4 separate regions of the Homo sapiens genome follow, and all the other regions are linked to region 3. The links are chromatin contacts, found by Hi-C or POLR2A ChIA-PET in ENCODE. All regions are on one chromosome and are shown on one strand. Each heading gives the region's core, a stretch centred on a gene start or an enhancer-like site at or near the end of the contact. The rest is flanking DNA. Distances are from core to core; before and after follow the strand shown.

Region 1 (3,226 bases), core at 390-2,889, 150 kb after region 3:
GTGTCTGTGGTCCATCAGTGCTCAGAGGGCCTTACCCCTCTTAACGCCTGGTGACTCCCTTTTAACACACCTACCACTAACACCCACCCTCAGGGGATGTGCTGAGCACAGGGACACAGGGGACCGGATTTATGTAGGCTAATAAGGTCAGCAGGCCTATGAGATCCCTCAGCTTTGGGCCTAAAGTTCCAGAAGAAAACGTGGTAACCCTCGCTGGGTAGCTGTGGGAGACACAGTCGTTGTCAGGGACACGGTAACAATATCCAGGAGACCTTCCTGCAGGCATAACAATTGTGTGGCACCACAGCGCCACCTCCCAACCCAAGGCGGACTTGCAATTAGTCATAGTCTTTCCTTTGACCTCCTTCCTATACTAAAATTAATTTCTCCTGAACTGTTCCAGATTGAAGGAGACCTAAAAGATATGACAACAAAATATTGCCATCCAATACTGATCCTGTACAACTGGAGTAAAAAAATGCCACAAAGAGCATTATTGTGTCAGCTGACAAAATTAGAATACAATGGTAGATTAAAATATCATATTTATGTAAATTTTACCAAAGTTGTTAATTGTATTGGGGATAAGAAAATATCATAACTATTAAGAGATACTGAGGACTAAAAAGCCATGATGTGTGCAACTTAGTTTTAAAAAGCTTGGAAAAATAAATGGAGAGGTGGGTTGTAAGGAGTGAGCATGTGAGAGCATGAACAAAAGTTAAAGCAAATGGGGCAAAATGTTAACAATATGTTAAGGAATAAATAGCCCAGATGTGTTCTTTATATTATTTTAGCAACTTTTCCTTATGTTTGAAATTATTTTCAGATAAAAATTTTAAAATAGTTCTGGCCTTAAGTACTAGACAGTTTGTCTAAAAATAACCTGTACTCCCATCATTAGGGATTCATTTCTTTGGATGATATATTTTGCAGACACTCTATTAAAAAGCATCTATATTTTAAAACTTAGGGAGAATTAGTTGGTAACTAGATAAGGAGAGGAAGAGGAATCACTGGATGGGAGGCACTCGCTCTAAGTGTGGAGAGGTGACACGTGATATGTGAAAACAAACAGTGGGTACAGAGGAGGGCCATCTCCTAACTTGGTGATGAGCCAGGCCCACAAGACCATGGTTCTGAGAGCATTGACAGGCTTTGATATGGCCTTCTCCCGTGCAGTCCAGATAGCACACACGTTCCAGTCTGCTCCATCTTAACTGTGTAACAAGGTGCCTGCACCTGAGGTGGGGCTGACACCAACAGAATATTCTCTGAAAGATGGTAGGGGATGAGATGTCTACTTTTCCTTTCTTCACCAGCCATGCCCAGAGGTCTGTGGTGTAGCTCAGAACCCCCTACGCTAGAAAACTCCCAGACATAGAAAATTTGCTCTATAAAATATCTAACTGGGTTAGGTTATAATAACATAGGCTTGCCATGGAATCTAGGCTTCTCAGAACCTTAGGAATATGCTGGTCTTACCTTTTTAATTTTTTTCTCACTATATAAAATTTCCCATTGTCATAATCAAGGTAAATACATAGATTCAAATTTAAGTTCGAGTCTAGGACTGTCTGAATAAAGTTTTCTGCTAGCAGCGTTTCAGGCAACAGAAGAGCTTCCTTTTCTTTATGAAATAGCACATCCCAGTGGCACTCAAAGGCACTGCAGGGAAATTCAGGAATTGTTTTTCTCTTGGGTGAAAACATCTTTGGCCTACAGTTACTCCTCGGTCATGAAAATCAGATTTCAAAATGCTCACTTTTTTTCAGACGAAACCGCTGTCAACAACTTGTATATAAGAAAGCACGGATCCCTGTAACCCAGTATTGTTCTCAAGCCCTGAATTTCCAGTATTTTCGTCATGCTGCATAAACAAAGCAACTTTTATCCTGGAAAACCCCAAGTGGAAATTTCAAAACAGATTGAATATCTGCCCCTCTCAACAATATTTCAAACCCAAGCAGCACTCGTCTCTCACTCTTGCTTAAATTCTAAGCATTTTCTATCTAAACTGACACTTTGAAAACATACTTATTTTAGAATTTCTATTCCATTCAATAGGAAATAACACGTTCTGTTTGTTTTGAATAAGCCCCTTTCACTACGCCTCCACAGCCCTTCACCAGCAGCCTATTCAGGTTTCAAGTAATCACATACGTCCTGAGCCTGAGCCATCTTGGTGTCATCTACTTTCCTCCAGAAATATTGATGCAAGGAGAAAAACAGCTAGAGAGCTCACAGCAAATAAGCACAGGCCCAGAGACTTACCAAATTAGGTCATCTAAAATAAATCATGTGGACATTTTTTAATACAACCCCCTGCATGAGTAGCATTTTTCTAGGCTATTGATTTTCACAGTCACAGCTCTAGCTATTAATACTTTTCAAGCAGGTCTGAGTGTGCCAAGTGTCTCATGAAAAGGGCAGGTCACAAGAACACATGATGAAAGGGTGTTTTTGGTGGGGTTTGGAGGGTCCTGGGAGGATGAAAGTAAGTGCAATTTAGGAACAAATGTAATTTTCAACTTCCACATATGTCAACCCTGTAATACTATGAAAAGGAGAAAGGGCAAGAGGGATAGTCTTTCCTGGGTATCCACTATATGCCTCTTTGAGAGGATGGCGTTACCCTTTGAAGTAGGGTTTTTCAGCTTCATTTTGTAGATAAGGAAGCAGGGGATGAGAGGAGGGAGGGAAGAGCTTGTCTTTAAATCCTTCTGCTAGAACATCATGTTTGCACTGTGACAGAACCCACAGAGAGGGGTTCAGGTGAAAAATTGTTCCTACTTATCTCTGGAGTCTTTGTTTAATGATCAATGAAAACTCTCATTTATGCCTTCAAATTCTCTGCCCTGACATCTCTGAGAAAAGCTGGTAGCTAAGTGAGGTTTCTCTCTAGTTTTCCTTCCCCTTTTTTTCAATTCCATCCCTCCTGCTTCTATGATAGTCCGTAGTAATGTACCATGCTCGGATACTCGAGCTTTTCTGTTGATCTAGCCTGGAAGCTTCCTTCCTGTTTTCTCTTATTTTAGGTCAGGCTTGGACTATGTCCGGTTTCCTTCTTGGTCTACCATCTAGTAGCTTAGATTAGCGTGGCCACCACTCAGCAAGCACACTCCCCTTTTAACAGAAGTCTCTGAGAACTGATGTCTCCAGTCTAGGGAGATCTTCGGACACTGGGGCAAGCTAATGGGAGAGACACTGCAAGCTGGTGGAAGTT
Region 2 (3,716 bases), core at 1,158-3,657, 180 kb before region 3:
GATACTATGCAGTGCTAATCAGGACACTTAGAGTTCTCTATCTGGTTCTGTTCTTTTTATTGTTTCCTAATTTTATCACCTCCTATTTTTTCATCAAGGAATAATATTAGATAGCTAGCGTGTATTAAATATTCATTATTTATAGAGTCCTGTGGCCCTATAAGAGGAGTAAAAAGACCTCCAAAGCCAAATAAAGGCAATATAAGAAAATAAATTACAGGCTAATTTTTTTTATGAATATAGGCATAAAAGTCCTAAATTAAATATTAGCTTACCAGATATAGTATGATATTTAAAATGATAAAATAATACATCATAAGCAAGTTAAGTTTATCTCACAAATGTAAGTATAATTCACTGTGTTTTCATTTTTATGACTAAGTATTTAATATCCATGGCTGAGCAAAGTCATCTATAATGATTGTATTTCCTTTCTCCCATATATTTTCATGTTACCTTTCATTAAACAATTGCTTTATTAATTTAGTTTGATTTGGAGCTACAGCCGAGCTCCAAATATCTCTCAGTACAGTTTTCCACATGGTCAAGCTGATAAGAAACTCAGTTCCTTTTTGTTTTCCTGGCAACATTTCTTCTAGAGCCCTCCATCGTCCTGCTGCAGTCTCTGCTGGTCACTTTCTGTGCCTGCTGCATGGCTGTCCTCTTGGCGTTTTCCTTCCCATTATCTGGAAAATTCTTCTCCTCCCTTTAATGAATTGGATCCCATGGCTTCCACTTTGTGGCTTTATCTTTATGTGTTGGTGGAACATATTTTCCAGCAGCTTGTGGAGAAATTGTGTTTGAGAGACAGGAAAGTCAAAATGACATTACTTCTTCACCCTTGGTTTGTAGTTTGCCCATCATCTTTTTGCTTAGAATTTTGAAGGCCTGCTTCATGGTGTTTTGGTTCCCCATGTTGCTGTTGAGAATCCAGCAATCTTTTTTCTGGATCCTTCATGTGTGTATTCAATTAAATCTCTGAAATGTATTAGGATGCTTTTCTTTCTCTTTTCAGTTGTGAAATCTCATGATAATGTTTCTTTGCGTCAATCTCTATTCACTGTATTGGGTACTGAGTGGGCACTTTCCATCTGGAGACTTGTGTTCTTCCGATCTGGAAATTTTCTTGTATTGCTTTGCGATAACTCCCCCTCCTCCATTTTATCTGTTCTCTCTCAAGATATCCTTCAGTTGAAAAGATGTTGGACTCGTGGACAGAACCTTATTTTCTTATCTTTTCTCTCCTATTGTCCATTCCTTTTTCTCTTTTACTTTCTGGAATATTTTCTCAACTTTAATGTCCAGCATTCTAATTGACTTTAAAAAATTAGCCATTGTATTTTAAATATGTAAAATCTTTTTCTAGTTCTATGTTGTTCTTGCTCTTTTCCATCTCGTTTCTGTTCTATTGATGTAGTACCTTCTCTTATATCACCAAGTATATTATAGTTTCTTTGAACATTTCTGTATCTCTCTGCATTACTCTGTTTTCTTTTTTCTATTTATTTGAGCTTCTTTTCCTGTTAGAGACTTTCTTTGAATGTCAGATGATCCTTGGGTTTCAGTTCACATTTAAGAATAAAGCACTAAAATTGTGCTTGAACGGTGTTTGTCCACTAGTGCCATTCATGCTGTAATTTTCAATAGGGTTTTCTTCCACAACAATGTCAATATCTGTTAGAATTTTTCCTGGGACAGTTAATTGTCTCCTAGGAGATACTCTGTCTTCTGCATGGGGAGGGTGTGACCTGGCTGCTGGTGACCTGGACATGGGTGAGAGAAGGGGTCTGGGGTCTCAAGTCTCATAGTCTTTTTATTTGCAGCCTGGCTCCACCTTGCTCTGTGCCTGATATCTCTCAGCTTAGAGCCTGTCAACTCAATGTCTCCAGTTAATAAAACTCCTCTTCCTTCATTGGAGGAGAAAGGCAGGACACTGACTGCAGACCTGGGGACATGAGCTTTAGTAGCTCTGTATCCTCTTTTAAAGAACTACCTTGTTCCTGGTCCCTGCCTCACCCCCATCTTCCGTGACATTGGATTCTCTAATAGATGAACCATCCTGAGGTTGTGTGGTACATGTTAAGTTGTTACTCATCTGCAGGCACTTAAAAAAAATCTTTCCTCAGTTCTGCTAAGTCATTTATAATCCTCATCCCTTTTCCATTTTCATACATATTGGTCTAGGTTTTCAGTTCACTGACACTTTCATGAGAAATGAAGTTTCTATTTCTGTTTCTTTGTCTCTGTGTTGTGTATTGGGTAGCTTTTTATTTTTTAAAAGGAAAGGGTAGAAGCATTTTTACTTTGTCCTGCTAATTCCAGATGTTTCCTTACTTTTTTCCAAATTAGGAAACTGTGAGTCAGAGGCTAAGTGGCTTTTACTCACCCACTCCCTTCTTACTTCACCAGAACTCTCTTGTCAATGTTGTTAAAGATTTCCACATTGTTAACACCAATAGACAATGTTCAGTCTTCATCTTACTTGACCTATCAGTAACATTTGATATAGCTGATCCCGTCTTCATCTTACTTGACCTATCGGTAACATTTGATATAGTTGATCCCTTCTTCCTCTTTGATGTGATTTCTTTATTTCTTTCTTGAACATTACACGCTTCTCCCCATCCTCTCAACCTCCTAACACTGGAGAGTCCCAGAGCTCAGTCCTCAGTCCTTTCTTTCTATATCTTCTTTTTTTTCTGCTTTTACTACTTGTGTGATTTCATCAATTCTCAAGGGTTGAAATACCATTCGCATGCAGACAGCTCCCAAATTTATGCCTTCATCCCAAGATGGAGTTTCAGCTTTGGTGTCTAACTCCCTACTCAGCATCTTCACTTGGCCACCTAATAAACATTTCAAACTCAAGATGACTAAACTCAAACCCCTGAGCTTCCCCACAGCTGGTTCCATATCAGCTATGAATCCCATATCAACTGATGGCAACTCCATCCTTTTGGTGACTCAGGCCTAAAACCTTGGAGTCATTCTTCACTCTTTTCTTTCAGTCACGCTCATATCTAATTCACCAGGAACTTCCGTTGCCTCTAACTTCATTATTTATCCAAACTGAACCACATTACAGTCCACGGCTAGTGCCCTCATCTGCACCCTATTCTCTCATCTAGATTGCTATAACCATTTTTTAACATATCTCCCTGCTCCTACATTTGCCCCTATAATGTATTCTCAATCCAAGGAGGGAATGCTTAGGACTCTGGAGTTGGCTATTGAGAAGGCTGCCCCTATAACGTATTCTCAATCCAAGGAGGAGGTATCCTTTTGAAATGTAAGTCAAGTCACGTCACTTTTTTGTCAAAAATTCAGAGAGCCCAAAGATCTGGCCTCACTTATTTCTCTAAACTCGTCTCCTTCTACCTTCCCCCTTCCTTACTCTGCTGCAGCCACATCTATGTCCTTGACGTTCCTCAAACATGACAGAAGGCTCCCATCTCAGGGCCTTTGCACTGTTTCTACAGCCAGAAGTAGTCTCCTTATCTCTCTTATGGCTATTCACCTGACTTCTTCAAGTCCTTGCTCAAACCCTACCTTCTCAATGGCCAACTCCAACTTCCTAAGCATTCCCATTCTAATTTCCCTGCTTTAGTTTTTCTTTTTTTTTTTTTTATAGCACCCATCAACATCTAATATTCTATACAATTTAACTTTTTGTTATATTATTGTTTCTTATCTCTCCTGCCAGAAAGAATGTGCCC
Region 3 (3,423 bases), core at 532-3,031:
TACCCCAGTACAACCAAACTGGAGGATCCCATCTTTCTTCATGCAACCTCGAAGAAAAGGTTGTAGCTCTTTGCAGGTCCTGGTGAATGGACTTGGAGTTGGGATTTCAAGTGGCCCTGCTGCCTAGTCCTGGACTATTCAGTCTCCTGGCTACTGCACCCCTTGAGAAAAGGCCAGAGTCACTGAACATGCCACACAGGGAAAACTCAGCTCCTTCTGTGCACCACATCAGATCAACACTCAAAATCCATGTTTTTCTAAGAGTTTTGGAATAGTTACATCACTTTTTTTAATTGATCAATACTAACCTGTAAGTATCAATATCAATAACTTGCCCCCACTGTATAGCTTCCACGCAGATATTCTCTTTTTGTTACTTGATCTGTTCACTACTTTAAGGAATACAGTTTCACAAGCCATGTTGCTTCCATTGCCCCCTCTTTGTAAAGGATCAAGTGATAAGTTCAGGAATCGCTACCTTATGCTGACCCACATTCTTAGCAGACCAACAAAAACAAAGACTCAAGCAGTCCCTGCACAATTGTCTCCCAAGGACCCCACACACAGCTCCACTTTCTCTTTTGCAACTACCCAGACAATGACCAGGAAATGTTTCTTGAGGACATGTGTGCTCTTTAGTGTCTAAATAGTAGGATGAATTGTCACAAGCATCCTTGACTCCTGTCTCTGTTGTTTTTAGGTTTCTTTTCTTTTGTAACCTATGCAAATTTGAGAGCCACCTTAAATTCTTTTCTGGAACAAGGCTGGGTGTAAGTAGATATAACAGAAACTGTGTACAACTATTAGTTTCCAGTCATTATGGCAGAATAATTTGGGGGACACCAAGGATAGGTCAGGCTATTCAGTAACCAAGGTCAAGAACAGATAGGATTCCTATTTCCAAAGGAAAGAAGCCCATCGTGAATGTGAAGAGGACAAGTCTCATAGAGAATTAAGCCTGCACTGGAAAGCAAAAGGGTTGTATTGTAATGCAATCCCACAGAAGACTTTGAAGCTTATGAAAACTGGATCACTCATGCATCCATTCATCCATCCTGCAATCCTTTATTGATCACCTACAACATACCAAGCCACCGTGCTAGGACTGGGGATGATTAAAACAGGAATATTTTGAAGCCATGCACATACAAAGCTAAATAACAAGACCTATTGCAAAGATATCATATGTTCACAGAACTTAATTTTTTTCTTGTCTATTTGTCCCATTCTATGCTAATACTGATATTAATGACAATTTTAATGGATAGTAATTGGTACTTCAGGTATATGGTCGCTTGCAATTATGAAAACAATCCTGAAACTCTTGAAAAAGATTACCAAGTCCATCTTACAGATACTGGTAGTAAAGACAAAGTGAAGTAAACTGATACTCGAGTCCCTTTAGCTAGTATGCCATGCTTCCACCGAGCCATTCACCCCTATGACCTCATGTATGTGTGTGCACCTTAGCGCACATCACACACACATTCACATACTCGATATAAATTATGGACTAAACATGTAGGATAAATACTTGCCATAAAAATCATCTTCAAAGTATCTCTTACTTCTTTAAGCTTGATATTAATTTACCTATTAACACCTGATGATGCTTTTATTCCTCCCTTGAGGCAGATTTCTAATAGCTTGAACTGCCAAAAACAAAAAACCGCAATGGCTGCTGAACCTTCCGTTAGCCTCTGGATTCTGGCATCAGTCCTGAACTCTTTAGTGCATGTTCTTTGTACCACCACACTGCTCCAGTCCTGCCTCTGCCCTGGTTTTCTCAGCAGAGTAATTATGGGGGACATTCCACTGCCACATGCCAACAAGGGAAATTAAAACCTTGTTCAGAAATGTCATTTGCCAATATTACATTCCTTTTAATCCTGAGTCACTATTAGTATAAACATACGCTGGTCAGTATAACAGGAAGTAGGCCAGAAGCTGTCTGAACTTAGAATTGATATCAAAAGTCCAATAATTTAGACTACATAATATACCATTAAGTTCTGTTTATGTTGTGCCTCAGTTGCGGTAACTTAAAATGGGCATAACATCGCTTGCTTCCCCCTTCAGAGTTTTTCTCAAGGATAAAATAATAGTAGTTAAACTATTCATTCCCTTAGTTTGGATGTTGACATGAGGTAATCAGCATAAAGAATGATTTTACTGGCAAAGAATGTTATTCAGACATTCTGATAATTAGCATTTGTCTTTTGTCAAACCCTGTCCCCAAAGTATTTCTATCTCAAAATAAGTAGAGACTGTGCTAATATCCTTAACATGAATACTAACAAGCAAAATGATAAACTAACATTTTACGAATGTTCTATTTCTAAAATTAATCATTATTAAAGTAAGGCCAAATACTTTCTCAGTGATATTGTCGTGTGATAGTACTGCCTTGCTGCTAAGAAATGAAATTGAAAAACACTAACCTCATCACATTTGCTTCATTAATGATCATCAATGACTTGTAATCAGGCAGAATCCATCTGCAGAATAAATATGCAGACTTCGATTTGCTTATTTTTCTTTTCTACTGTCAACATGAACCAACATTTTCATTGTTGTATTTGCATTAGGCCCAAGCAAAATGTCTTTTCTAAGTCAGAATACAGACCCTGGTGATAGTAATTTGGAAGACAGCAAAGTAGGTCAGGCTCTTCCCCTTACTATCCTCAGTGTAGTACTAGAGGGGCTTGATGTGCACTGTTGACTCTAAATACACTGCCCTATCTATATAAAGATGATGCCACCTAGCTGAAAGTGCATGGGGAGTTACCTAGCCCTGTGAGGGGTTCTAGAGCAATATCCTCCTATCCCTATTTTAGAATGACTTCCTCCATTATTGCATTCTAACCCATGCTTTGCTTCCCAGACTATAGGTCAGGGTGGTAGCAGAGTTCACAATCAGCAAGGTCCCCCAGGAGCCATTTCCTCATTTCCATCTTACTCAAGCATTGTGTCTCTTACAGCCTCCAGGAAACAATATCTGGCCACAAGAGACTAAATTATAGGCAAAGGTTGAGTTTTAACTCTTGAGTCTCCTGATTTCTGAATTTCCAGAAAACTCTTTTCCTAACTCACTTTGATTTGTAACCACTAATATTTCTCCCCAGATATAATGCAATCTGGTACTTTTGCTTGCATGCCAAGAGAGAGTATATAGACTTAAATGATTTGAAATCAAGAGTATAACCTTCAAAGCCCAGTATTCTAGGCAGTGATAAGAGAGCTGTAGGTCTTTGGAAAGAACTGGGGAACACCCAGGCTTTTCTATTGGCATGTGAGACAGAACTTCACAGAGGGGAAACTACATCAGATTTAAAACATTTGAAAATGTGTGTCATAATAAACTCCTTCTTTTCTCCTCCACAACACTGCTATGACAATGTGAACAAAGCAGGGACAGCGTGA
Region 4 (3,550 bases), core at 311-2,810, 140 kb before region 3:
GACACATCCCCTCCTGCTGGAGAGGAACGGGGCAACAGCCTTCTAGACAGAAGAACTCTGTTTCTATGATTTTATTTTCCACTGTGCTCCACTCCAGAAGAACTAAGGTGACTTGTTAGTTAATATGATTCTCAAAAACCCTCTGTGACAGTTTTCTTAACCATTTTTCTCCCTCTAATGAGAACATGCTTTCCTGAGACCTAGAATGGCATACAATTATTTCACTGTGTAATCTCAAATTAGTGGGATGTTATTTACAAGATGATTTTACTAAACTGACAATTGTTATTTCTAACCTTTTAAAAGAAGGGAGAGTATAAAGATAACTCTTTGAACTATTTTGTGTCTTCTGATTAAACCCCTTTATGGACCAAGGAATATTTGCTTTGAAAACCTGTGTTAGGTTCCTTGGAGTAAATCTACCATAGCACAGAAAAATGATGGATGAAAGGTAAAAAGAAGAAAACTGCCCACCACACACATCTATCTTGGTTACCTCATTATCGTTTGGTGATTATCAGGGTAATTACTTCTTGCGTACTCATTCAAAAAACATGTTTACCATTTAAATGACTGCCTTGCTTGGAGTATAAAGGATATTTAGACATTTAGATGAGATCATTTTAATATCTTACATCACCATAGTGCAATTATCAAAACCAGGGAATTAACATGGGTACAGTACTAATACAATAGATCTTTTTGGAATTTCATTGTCTTTTTTTCTCTTCCAGGATCTTAAGCAGCATCCAACATTGCATTTAATTGTATGTTTTCTTAATCCACTCCAATATGTGACACTTCCTCAGTCTTTCCCTGTCTTTCATGATGTAGACACTTTTAAAAGTACTCATCAAGTATTCTGTAGAATGTCCCTTAATTTGGGTCTAAATCATCTTAAGGTTATAAAATTCTATAGTGCAGGTTGGTCTCCCTATGGTTTGAATATATTATTATAGCTATCAAGAAGAGAATATGTAAATGCAATTATAATATTAATATTTATTATGCCACAGTTAACATTTCCTCACTTTTTCATTCAACAAGTATTTATTGAGTCTACCGTGTGCCAGGTGTTGTACTTAGTTTATTGGGATGCAACAGTGAACAAAACTGGTAATTATTTCTCCCATCGTGAAACAGATATATGGGTAAAGAAAAAGGAATAACAAAAATAAGTTAAATATATAGTGTTTATAAATGTTAATTTTACAAATAAATAAAATGTAAAATAAAATACATAATGTTGACTGATGAATGTTAGAGAATCAATTTTATAAAGCAGGGATAGAGTATATGAAATGTCTAGGAATCAGTATTGAAATTTTAGATAGGGTGGCCAGATAAGATTCACTAAGAAAGGAGCTTTCAAGAAAAGACCTAAAGAAAGTGAAGGGGCTCACCAGGCGCTTATCTGGAGGGAGAGTGTTCCAGTTGCAGGGAGCAGTGAGGTAGGGGCTTGCTCAACATGAGCAAGGACAAGGAGGAAGCCAGTGTGGCCAGAGAAGAGAAGGTGAGGTTCATGGGGGCCAGATCATGTCATGTCAATCATAGGAAGGACCTAGGAAAGGCTAGTGAATAATTTTGAATACAGAAGTGACACAATCTGACTTTCTTTTAAAAGGAACACTCTGCTATTGTGCTAAGGATAGACTGCAGAGGCGAGGCTGAAACATGGGGGACCAGTTAGGAGGCTGTTCCCATAATCCAGGTGAGACATGACAGTGGTTTGGTCCAAGGTGGTGGTAGTGAGGATGGCGAGGAGTGGTTGAATTTTGGATAAATTTTGAAGGGGAAGCAATAGTATTTACTGGTGTAAAAGGATGTGTAGGGTGTGAGAGAAGGTGAAACCTCTAGGAGAACACCAAGGTCAGAGTATGGGGAGAATGGAGAGCCAATTCAACACATTTCAATATAGATTTAATGATTTTAAGTTTGGTAAACAGAGCACATGTGAACTGCAGCTTAATATAGTCAAGACTGACCAAATGTAGTCATAATTGAGAGACATTTCATCTATTTTGAGGTGTTAATCTGTTACGTCACTAAAGAATTTAAGATAAGAGGTTCAAACCCTAGGTCACATTGAAATTAAGCAATACACCAGGTAAAATTAACATGTTCAATGTCTCAGTTGTATAGTATAACCCCCAAAGAGGAGTGGAACTGGAGGTGGGAGCATCCCTCTAAATTGCGTATCCAGCAAGAAATAGGTGTAAGCCCAAAACTAGAGTTGATGTGGAGGAGGGAGCCCTAAGCTGTTGGCCACCACCTGAGATCCTTAAGCTCCAGGTCATTACCCTGGTGAGCATGTTCTCCTTTGAGCTATGGGCTGAGCCTTCCACTGAAAATCTAAACCTTCCCCATGCCTTTATGTCCAAATTCTACTTATTTTTCAGGACCCAGAACTCCAGCTTCAGAGTCCAGTGCTGCTAAGCCATAGTTTCTTAGCACTTCCCCTGGTGAGTTAAAGTATGTCTTGCTACATCATTAGAATTTTTTAGGTTCTCTTGCATTAACTCTGTGACTCTGAGAAACCTCCAATCTCTTGATTTCTTGTTTCCTTATGCACAAAATTAGGAACCTTGAGCTTCCTTCATCTCTATTATTTCATGATTCTATGGTTTCTTTGAAAGGAGAAGAAGTCATTCCATTTACTCTTCTCCTACCATTTTGAACTAACTGCTATTACCATATTGACCACACTATATTGTAACCGCATAGTTTATTTTTGGCTGTGACTTCCTCATTAGACTGCAACTATCCTGAGATCAGGGACTAAGTTTAAGTTTAATTTAAATTTTAAATTTTAGCCATTGCACTGGAGCCTGGCACAGGGTAAGTGAGTAATAATTGCTTGTTCAATCAGTAAGCATTCTCACCCTTACTAAGAAAGTGTCTCTAACCAGAGAGCATTTGTGGAACGTTGGTTGTTTTCCTCACTATCTTCAACAAGAGGTTTTTAACCACAACTGCGCATTTGAATATCCTGGGGGGATATAAATGGTATTGCTGACCTGATTCCTCACCACACCCCAGTGAAATCAGAATTTCTGGGAGTGGAATCCTGGCATCAGTATTTTTAAAAGATCCTCAGATAACTCTAATTGCAGTCAGGGTTGAGAACCACAGTTTATATTCTTCTCATACCGGTAGCATCTCATCCTTTTCCTTTGTGCTTTGTTTTGGTTTTTGTTTCAGAGACAGAGTCTCGCTCTGTCACCCAGGCCTGAGTGCAGTGGCACAATCTGGGCTCACTGCAACTTCCGCCTCCCAGGTTCAAGCAATTCTCCTGCTTTAGCCTCCTGAGTAGCTGGGATTACAGGCGCGTGCCACCGTGCCCGGCCAATTTTTGTATTTTTATTAGAGACAAGGTTTCACCATGTTGGCCATGTTGGTCTTGAACTACTGACCCTGTGATCCGCCCACCGCAGCCTCCCAAAGTGGTGGTATTACAGGCGTGAGCCACAGCATCCAGCCCATCCTTTTCTTTACACCCTGACTTGCCTTTCTTCTTCTTTTACTCAATTGCTGCCATCTCTATTTTCCA

Evidence for each region. A loop is a pair of places that touch in the nucleus more often than their neighbours do. ChIA-PET counts read pairs that join two places held with the same protein, here RNA polymerase II (POLR2A). Pooled maps may share reads with other maps.
Region 1: a loop to region 3 is called in a map of ascending aorta, with 2.3 times the contacts of the local background. The contact joins two enhancer-like sites. A Hi-C loop is called at or near these places in 3 of 168 maps with a recorded cell type or tissue (Calu3, ascending aorta and esophagus muscularis mucosa). POLR2A ChIA-PET finds 5 or more read pairs at or near these places in 3 of 52 experiments (AG04450, GM10248 and HEK293).
Region 2: a map of endothelial cell of umbilical vein shows a loop between it and region 3 (3-fold over the local background). The contact joins two enhancer-like sites. A Hi-C loop is called at or near these places in 4 of 168 maps with a recorded cell type or tissue (ascending aorta, dorsolateral prefrontal cortex, endothelial cell of umbilical vein and 1 more) and 1 of 50 pooled maps.
Region 4: a loop to region 3 is called in a map of endothelial cell of umbilical vein, with 1.8 times the contacts of the local background. The contact joins the promoter of KCNAB1-AS1 here to the enhancer-like site in region 3. A Hi-C loop is called at or near these places in 2 of 168 maps with a recorded cell type or tissue (aorta and endothelial cell of umbilical vein) and 1 of 50 pooled maps. POLR2A ChIA-PET finds 5 or more read pairs at or near these places in 1 of 52 experiments (Panc1).

The regions. Positions count from the first base shown.
Region 1 is chr3:156,149,089-156,152,314 of GRCh38, reverse strand. All of the region lies in intron 1 of KCNAB1 (potassium voltage-gated channel subfamily A regulatory beta subunit 1), which reads right to left. Among named protein-coding and RNA genes, the nearest start is that of KCNAB1, 30 kb to the right of the region's middle. Within about 2 kb of position 1,639, at least 8 of the 41 ENCODE cell types and tissues checked have a DNase peak (open chromatin) inside an H3K27ac peak, as active enhancers do.
Region 2 is chr3:156,488,207-156,491,922 of GRCh38, reverse strand. All of the region lies in intron 8 of KCNAB1 (potassium voltage-gated channel subfamily A regulatory beta subunit 1), which reads right to left. Among named protein-coding and RNA genes, the nearest start is that of KCNAB1-AS1, 43 kb to the right of the region's middle. Within about 2 kb of position 2,407, at least 2 of the 41 ENCODE cell types and tissues checked have a DNase peak (open chromatin) inside an H3K27ac peak, as active enhancers do; they include endothelial cell of umbilical vein, where a contact is called at or near this core.
Region 3 is chr3:156,303,014-156,306,436 of GRCh38, reverse strand. All of the region lies in intron 1 of KCNAB1 (potassium voltage-gated channel subfamily A regulatory beta subunit 1), which reads right to left. Among named protein-coding and RNA genes, the nearest start is that of KCNAB1-AS2, 77 kb to the right of the region's middle. Within about 2 kb of position 1,781, at least 3 of the 41 ENCODE cell types and tissues checked have a DNase peak (open chromatin) inside an H3K27ac peak, as active enhancers do; they include endothelial cell of umbilical vein, where a contact is called at or near this core.
Region 4 is chr3:156,444,946-156,448,495 of GRCh38, reverse strand. It overlaps KCNAB1-AS1 (KCNAB1 antisense RNA 1), which reads left to right and starts at 1,560. Exons shown (of 3, transcript NR_046618.2): 1 at 1,560-1,711; 2 at 2,400-2,462. All of the region lies in intron 2 of KCNAB1 (potassium voltage-gated channel subfamily A regulatory beta subunit 1), which reads right to left.